Linked DNA regions of Mus musculus: region 1 is linked to region 2. Evidence: chromatin loops called from intact Hi-C (ENCODE). Cell type or tissue: left cerebral cortex. All regions are shown on one strand.

Region 1 (4,000 bases), 210 kb before region 2:
TGCCTTAGGATATGGTAGAATGGCATGCAGCACTGGTGACTTGGTGCTTATATTCACACTGCACCCTGGCAGAGGCAAGGCAGCAGTACCATAGAAACATAGTGAAGAACTGGTGAGTTCACAAAGGCCATAGAGAAACCTCACACTCAATCCAGGCTTTGTGGCAAACACTTTCACACAGGCAGTGTTCTGAGGGTGGGGTGAAGAGCCTCACAAATGGCAAGAGGATTAGAGAAACTCAGAGTGGCAGAGGTATTCTGGGAAGATGAGATAAACTTACAAGTGGGAATGGGTAAAATGGTGCCAAGAGGTGCTGTACAGTTCTCTCCTGCTTGAAGCAAGGATGGAGAAGGGGGCTAGATAAAGGTCAGTAAAGCTGCCCAAAAGCCTGATAAAGGGCGTTTCATATTGAATAGCCATACATAGTTGTGCTTTTACTAGACCTAAGCCAAAACCCTCAGGAAACCCTTCAAGAGGGCTGGAGAGATGGCTGAACTCACTGGCTGCCCTTCCAGGGAAGCCACGGTCAATTTCCAGCACCCATTTGGCAGCTCACAAATGGCTCTAACTCCAGTTCCATGGGATTCAATACCCTCACACAGGTATAACAATGCACAGTGTAAAAAAAAAAAAATTTTTTTTTAAAAAGAAAGATCTATAAAGAGACTTGAGGAGGGGACTAGAGAGATGGCTCAATGGTTAAGAGCACTGACTGCTCTTCCGAAGGTCCTGAGTTCAAATCCCACAACCACATGGTGGCTCAAAACCATCCATAATGAGATCTGACGCCCTCTTCTGGTGTGTCTGAAGACAGCTACAAGTACTTAAATATAAATAAATCTTTAAAAGAGATTTGAGGAAAGGGACACATAAATCAGGAAGCTGTCCCATGGCCTAAGTGAGACACATTTCAGTATTTTAAGTAGTAGTTCCTCCATTAGTGAGATGTCCTCTAGCCAAGGTATCATTATAATACAAGTAAGGGGTACCAGATACCCAACAAAACACAGCAATGAGAGAGTAATCCAACCAGTTGGCGCTAGAAAGCCTGAAAATAAGGGGGAAATTTTCATCCTGGATCAGTTTAAAGACCTTACTTAGGGCAATGGATCACAGCCTGTGGGTTGTGAGGTCTTTGGGAGCATAGAACAACCCTTTCACAGGGGTCACATAAGACCACTGGAAAATACAGATATTTACATTATGATTCATAACAGCAGCAAAACTAGTTATGAGGCAACAACAAAACAATTTTATGGTTGGGGTCACCACAACCTGAGGAACTGTATTAAAGGGCTGCAGCATTAGGAAGGTTGAGAACCACTTTTGGAAGTGGATGAGCTAGAAATGATGTTAAAGTAAGAACAAAGACTATAGACCAAGGAGGCAGGGATTTCTTGAACACAGGGACTCAGCACATGCTTTGGGGCGTGTCGGTGGTAACCTAGAGCGCAGTCCCAGAGGCTAAAACTCCGAGTCACAGCTAGCCCTCACTCAGCTCTGCTTCAAATGTCCAAGGGTGTGGAAATAAGTCAGGGCGAGGAGGAGAAAACGAACAGATTCGGTTTAGAGGGCCAGTGAAGGCCTGGAGGGGAGTGACAACGTATCTGCCTAAGTTCTCCACTCTCCAAGAAGATTTTTACATTCAAGTCAAGACTGGGGCACACCAATGCAATGTGTTCTTGCACTCTTTAAACTGAGACAGGGAAAAGAACATGACCTGTACAGGCACATCCTAATAGTGGCCCATCAATCTGTCAGAAGTGCAATTGTAATTCAAGCCAATGTTGGACATTGCTGTGATTTTCAGGAAGAGCAGGCCATTATGTCAAATCTACACAGTGGGTTGTGACAAGTCGTCATCGTGGTCTTCTTCTTAATAGTAATGTTAAGAGTATGTTGTTGAGAGTAAAAGAAACCTCTGCTTCTCGGCCTCCAACCCCATCTTCCCAGACAGGATCTCACTATGTAACCCTGGATGGTCTGCAACTATGTAAACCAGGCTGGACTCCAACTCGAAAGATCCTCCTGTTTCGCCCTCCCGAGGGCTGGGATTAAAGATGTGCGCTACCATGTCTGATAGCACTGAAACATTTGGTTTACTTTAAAAACAAAAAAACTTTTCTTTTAATCTTGTGTTCCTGTTTTAGCAAGGGTGCTTTGGGGGGACAGGGACGGGATATATGCCACGTGTTTGCTGATGCCCTCCGTGGCCAGAAGAGGGCGTCAGATCGCACAGCTTTCCAGGTGGTTGTGCAAGCGAACGTGACTGCTCTGTTGAGGAGCTACTGTTCTTAAACACTTGAACTAGCGCCCCAGCTTCTCGGTTCACATTTACATTTAGGTAAATGTGTACTAATACCCCATGCAAAACGTTCCTTTTTTTTTTTTTTTTTTTTTTTTTTTTTTTTGCTGTCCACAAAATTTGAAAGCCCGGATTGACCAATACACCTTGAAGAAAATGGAAATAGCTTATACGAACAGTCAAATGAGGCTGTCTCTACCACAGGGGTAGCTCCAGGAGGGAGAGTGAGCCAACAATCAGGGAGAGAACAGGGAGGGTCTGGGAATTAGCTTACTACTCCAGGCTGACAGATGAGGTAACTGAGACTGGATCACGTCACGCACCTCAATATGGGATTTCACACCCCCTCAGGACTGGGCCCGCTGGCTGGCTGGCCCGCGCGCGCGGAACCCGCCACTCCGAGAGGTAAAGAACACACCCCTAGCACAGCGCGCAAACTCGCTGGCCTCCAGGGCCCGCTACGGAGAGTCGCCTACGCCCGGCCGGCCGGCCGTCCGCCCGCCCGCCCGCCCGCCGGACTCTGCTCCGCGCGGCCTCGGGAAGGCCGGAAGGAGCCCCGCGGGGGGCGCCAGAGGCCCACGTCCGCTCCCTTGGCGCCGGGACCCGCCCGCTCTCCTCGGAAACCCAGGGGCCGAGCCTCCCCATCCCGTGGAAGATGGAGGAGGGTTCCGTACGTGCAGCGCGCGTGGCTTGGCCCTCGCGAGCCACTGTCCCCGCGCAGCACGCACCCCACTTGCCACCGCAATGGCCCGCACCCTTCGGACTAGACTGCTAGACCCTAGGGGTCCCGCGCGGGAAACGGGACAGTACCTGAGACCGGAGGCGCCTCCGCCATCCCGTGCCGCAGCACCTCAAGCGAGCCCCGCCACCGAGCGAAGGCTGTCACCTGGTCACGTGTCCCGGATTTCCGGCGCCGAGAGACTAGTCGCTCCTACGCGCCCGGGGACAGCCAAGGGGGTGGTGCTACCTGAGCACACAGTGAAATGGCGCATTTGGGACGTCAGACAAATGCGCCGGCCCGGGTGCAAGCGGGGTTTGCGGGGGGGACACGAGTGGCTGGAGGAGACCCACCCGGACCGCAGGATCTACTGCCCCCAACTTGCGTAATTGCTTTTCGAGAGCTGCTGGGTTCTCCAGCTGCTACGCCTTTTTGTCAAGTCCTGCCATCCGCCCGGCTTCAAATGACCTTCAGCTAAGAGGCGGCCTGGAGCGGCTCACGCAGGCGACGAGGGGGGGGGGGGCGCTGTAGTAATCAAAGGGCATTGTGGAGGAAAAGACTGCAAAACAATAAAAGGTTACCTGCCAAGGGTTAGGTAGCCCACGACTTCAGGACCTGGGAGGCTGGATCGGGGGTGGGATGGGAGTGGGATGTAGTGAGTTCCAGGTCCTGGGCTACCTATCCCTGTCTGTGTAAAACGAAACACAGTATCTAAAGGACTAATAGCAAATGAGCCACAAACCGGTAGGCAAGTAACAAATACAAATGAACACCAACTGAGGTAGACAGTTTGAAGTTACTGTGTTTTTTTTTTTTTTGGAGGGGGGGGGAGAGTGGGGAAAGGGTGTCCTGATGTAGCCCCTGTTGGTATTCAGGCATTCTGCTGGCCTGCCCCCAGGACCCTAGCAACCACTTAGACCTGCCTCCACCGTGTGTGATAGGTGTGTGCTGCGTCTAAAGAGACGCCCCCAAGCGTC
Region 2 (4,000 bases):
AGAGTATAAAATAAATGTGCAGCTGGCTCTGCATCTTTGAGGATCTATCCTGGCTTTGGTGAATGTGTGTTCCACTCTCACTGGTGTCGGAATGCTTATTCCAGAGAGACTCTTACAATGTTATCCCAGAGATTTCGTTTCCAAAAGATCCTTCTAAGGTTAAAGTAAGCAAAAAGTTAAGAGAATATGAATATTTGTTTGGAATTACTTGTTTTCTGTAGTAAGTACTGAGGATTTACCCCATAACCTTGTACATGCTGTGCAAGTTCTACCACTGAGCTACATCGTCATTCCTCCTCCCACCTTTTAGTTTTAGATAGGCATTCACTAAGTTGCCCTTGAATTCCTTGTAGCCTGAGAAGGCTTTGAATTTGTGATCTTCTAACCTTATTTCCTGAGTACCTGGCATTAGGGGCCTGCACTATCTAGCCTGCCTGTTGGAACCATTTCTCATAGGGATTTCTGCAGTATGTTCTCAGCAGTACTTGACTCAGGGACCTCCCAATATTTTGTAATCTTCCCTTCAATATTCTTCCAAGTGATGGAAGGGGAGAATCAGCTCATCCCAGGACAGCCATGGAGACACAGAAACACAATCTCAGAAAACAAACAAACAAACAAAGGAAAGAAACAAAGGAAGAAAGATAGGAAGGAAGGAAGGAAGGAAGGAAGGGAGAGAGAGAGAGAGAGAGAGAGAGAGAGAGAGAGAGAGAGAGAGAGAGAGAAAGAAAGAGAGAGAGAGAGAGAAAAGAAGAAAGAAATAAATTCCTATGCTGTGCTCTGAATGAGACTATCTCAGAAGTCATTATACTTATTATTGAGATAGGGTTTCTCTGGCTGTCCTGAAACTCACTTTGTAGACCAGGCTGGCCTTGAACTCACAGAGCTTCCAGCCTCTGCCTCCACCGTGCTGGAATTAAAGGGGTGTGCCACCACTGCTTGGCTGAGACTGTGTTCTTTAGAGTTGATGGGAAATAGGTGATTTGAAACGTGAAAGAGCTGGGCATGGTGATACACCTCTTTAATCCAAGCACCTTAGAAGATCCCATTCATTGTAACAGTAGCATATGTCATTTTCTCTACTTAGTTTCAAACGACTCTTTTTAAAAATTTCCCTCCTTTAGTCCCAGCACTCAGGAATAGAGGCAGGCAGCAAGGCCAGCCTGGCTTACAGAACAAGTTCCAGGACAGTCAGGGCTACAAAGAGAAATCCTGTGTCAAAAACCAAACACAATACAACAAAACAAACAAACAAAAATCAAGTAAAAATGAAAACATAAACAGCATATGAGCGGCTATATTGAAAGGCTCTGGTTTTGATACCTAGCACTGGGGGGAAAAAAGGAGACTGTAAAGAAATTGTGTGGAAGGTAGACAAGAGCCATTAGAAATCCCTAAACTATCTCAATATGTAATTTCACAAGATAGACATGCCACTGTGTTGTGTGTGTGTATATATATGTATATGTATATGTATGAATATGTATATATATATAAGTGTATACATATATATGTACTTTGTCAATAGAATTTTAAAATAGCTCTTATTGGAGATAAGCACTGTGATGCCATCTGTAATTCTAGCCCTTGGAAAGTAGGGGCATCTTCAACTATATAATTAGTTTGAAGCCAGCTATAAGCTGCATGTCCATCCCACCTTTTCCCTAGCCTTTATTTATAAAATTCATCAATATTTATGTATGGTTTTTTATTAGTGGGGATTGAACCAGGGCGTCTGACTTGCTAGGTAAACACTCTGATCACTGAGCTATGTCCTCAGCTCTGTCATGCCATACCAGTAAGGTATGATTTAAACTCTATATTGAAAGGAGTCTCAGATCTGTTATAACTTCGCATTTGGTTACATTTCTTTCTCCGTAACCGCAGCTTTTTCCAACTTAATTCTTAGCTGGATCTGAGCGCGATAGCGCACACTTTTAATCCTAGCATTAGGGAGGCAGAGGAGGGCGGGACAGCCAAGGCTGTAGAAAGACTCCACCTGTGTGTACGTTCGCGAAACCGATGGGCATTCGTAGTCCTGCCACGCTTTCGCGAGGCCCCGCCCCTCACGCCCCGCCCACCTGGGCGTGTTCTTCCTTCGCCCTTTAGACCCTAACGGAGCGGAAGTGTCGCAGCGCGGCCGCCGGAAGTGTCGCGCGGCGTTGTGCGACCGGCTGTGTGCTGAGTGGGGCCTGGACCCGGAGCGTTACCGCTATGTCGATCGAAATCGAGTCTTCCGAGTGAGTCCTGCCGTGGCGTGTTCGCGGCGTGGCGTGTTCGCGGCGTGGCGTGGGGTGGAGTGGAGGGTGGTCGGAGGACGTTGGAGGGGGAGCTGCGCGCCGGAGGTTGCGGCCTCGAAGCACTTTCCGGGTTGGCTCCCTCTTTAGATGGGCCCGCGAGAGAGCAGCCGTGGGGCGGGCCGTCTGGAGCCCCTGGGCCCCGGCGTCGGGCTGTGCTGGGGCACACCGAGTAGACCTGACTACTGTGGTTTCCTCTGCTAGCCACACCGCCCTCGGCGCTGCCCGGGTGTCCGCCAGTCCCTCAGCTCTTCCTTCTGGTCCAAGCACTAGTTACCCCAAAGACTCTGCTGCTTCTCCTATCTGATTAGATCCAGTGTGGTGTATTGATTTGGTTTGCAATTTGCAGAGAGAGAGAACCTCTTTGTGGACACAGAATTTGAATATTGATTGAGTCAGAAGAATGAGACTTAGTGAAGGCGGGGACGGCGACGAGGAGCCAGGTGGGCGGGGAGTGAGTGACTGAAGAGTCTTGCTTGGACTCCCCAGGACTCCACCCACCGCCTTTTATTTTTTGAAAAGTAAAATTAAATTATGAAATTAGCAAACAGCTGTGTTCTGAGTGGAGGGGAGAGATACGCATGTTCTGAAGATCTGCAGAAAAGCAAGGTTTATTAATTAAGTCGGCGGAGTCTGAAACCTGCTATGTATTTTTAAGACTGAAGCTGGATGTGAAGTATGCACGTCTATGATCGCAGTATTAAATGGGCAAGTAGGAAGGCCTGGAGTCCAGCCTGAGCCTCTTCATAGCGATATATATATATATATATATATATATATATATATATATATATATATTTTTTTTTTTTTTTTTTTCCGAGACAGGGTTTCTCTGTATAGCTCTGGCTGTCCTGGAACTCACTTTGTAGACCAGGCTGGCCTCGAACTCAGAAATCTGCCTGCCTCTGCCTCCCAAGTGCTGGGATTAAAGGCGTGCACCACCACGCCCGGTGAGATACATATTTTTAACTCAGTTATATGTAAGTCGTTTTTTTCCTGGGTTTTGCTTCTGAGACAAGGTTTTCTGTGAAGCCGTAGCTGTCCTGGAACTCACTCTGTAGACCAGGTGAGTCTCAGACTCAGATTCACCTGCCTCTGCCTCCGGAGTGCTGGAATTAAAGACGTGTGCCAACCCCCAGCTTTATAAATCGTCTTTAAATGAATATATGCTTTGATTGCGGGAGGCAGACAGTAGACAAAAACAGTAAATAAAATATGACGCAGTAACAGATGGTCCCTGTGTAGAAAAATAAAACAGCGACAAAACGTGTTGGATAATGTTAGTCGGGACAGGAACTGCAAAGGATATTTTACCCTGAGGTCTAATAATAGCCTTAACGACCAATCTTTGAGTCTTGAATACCCTTCTATATGAGGAATAACTGCATGTTCATATTATTATTGTTATTATTATTGTTGTTGTTATTGTTTTAAGACAGGGTCCTGGCTGTCCTGGAACTCACTCTGTAGACCAGGCTGGCCTCAAACTCAGAGAGATTCACCTTCCTTTCTTTCTCTGCCTCCAGAATGCTAGAACTCAATTTTTTAACAGACCAGATTTTTTTATAGCATTTTAGATGACTCAATTTGTTAATTTTGTTTTTTTGAGGCAGGGTTTCTCTGTGTCGTCCTTGCTGTCTTGGAACTCACTCTGTAGACCAGACTGGCCTCAGAGATCCACCTGCCTCTGCTTTCTGAATGCT

What was found. A loop is a pair of places that touch in the nucleus more often than their neighbours do. Peaks named below come from ENCODE experiments on the same cell type or tissue, not always from the same donor. Only the 100,000 strongest peaks of a DNase experiment are listed, where the experiment ranks them.
Region 1: it touches region 2 in a loop (2.7-fold over the local background); 1 of 42 quality-filtered maps calls a loop at or near these places.

What each region holds. Positions count from the first base shown.
Region 1 is chr4:40,970,175-40,974,174 of GRCm38, reverse strand. Nfx1 (nuclear transcription factor, X-box binding 1) reads right to left here and starts at 3,232. Exons shown (of 24, transcript NM_023739.3): 1 at 3,116-3,232. The coding sequence starts at 3,140. In left cerebral cortex, CTCF peaks have their summits at 790 (motif pointing left) and 2,210 (motif pointing right); DNase peaks (open chromatin) are centred at 2,142, 2,681 and 3,233; H3K4me3 peaks cover 1,851 bases; H3K27ac peaks cover 1,482 bases.
Region 2 is chr4:40,756,017-40,760,016 of GRCm38, reverse strand. It overlaps Smu1 (smu-1 suppressor of mec-8 and unc-52 homolog (C. elegans)), which reads left to right and starts at 2,132. Exons shown (of 12, transcript NM_021535.4): 1 at 2,132-2,240. The coding sequence starts at 2,215. In left cerebral cortex, CTCF peaks have their summits at 1,954 and 2,260; DNase peaks (open chromatin) are centred at 2,091 and 2,690; H3K4me3 peaks cover 1,422 bases; H3K27ac peaks cover 455 bases.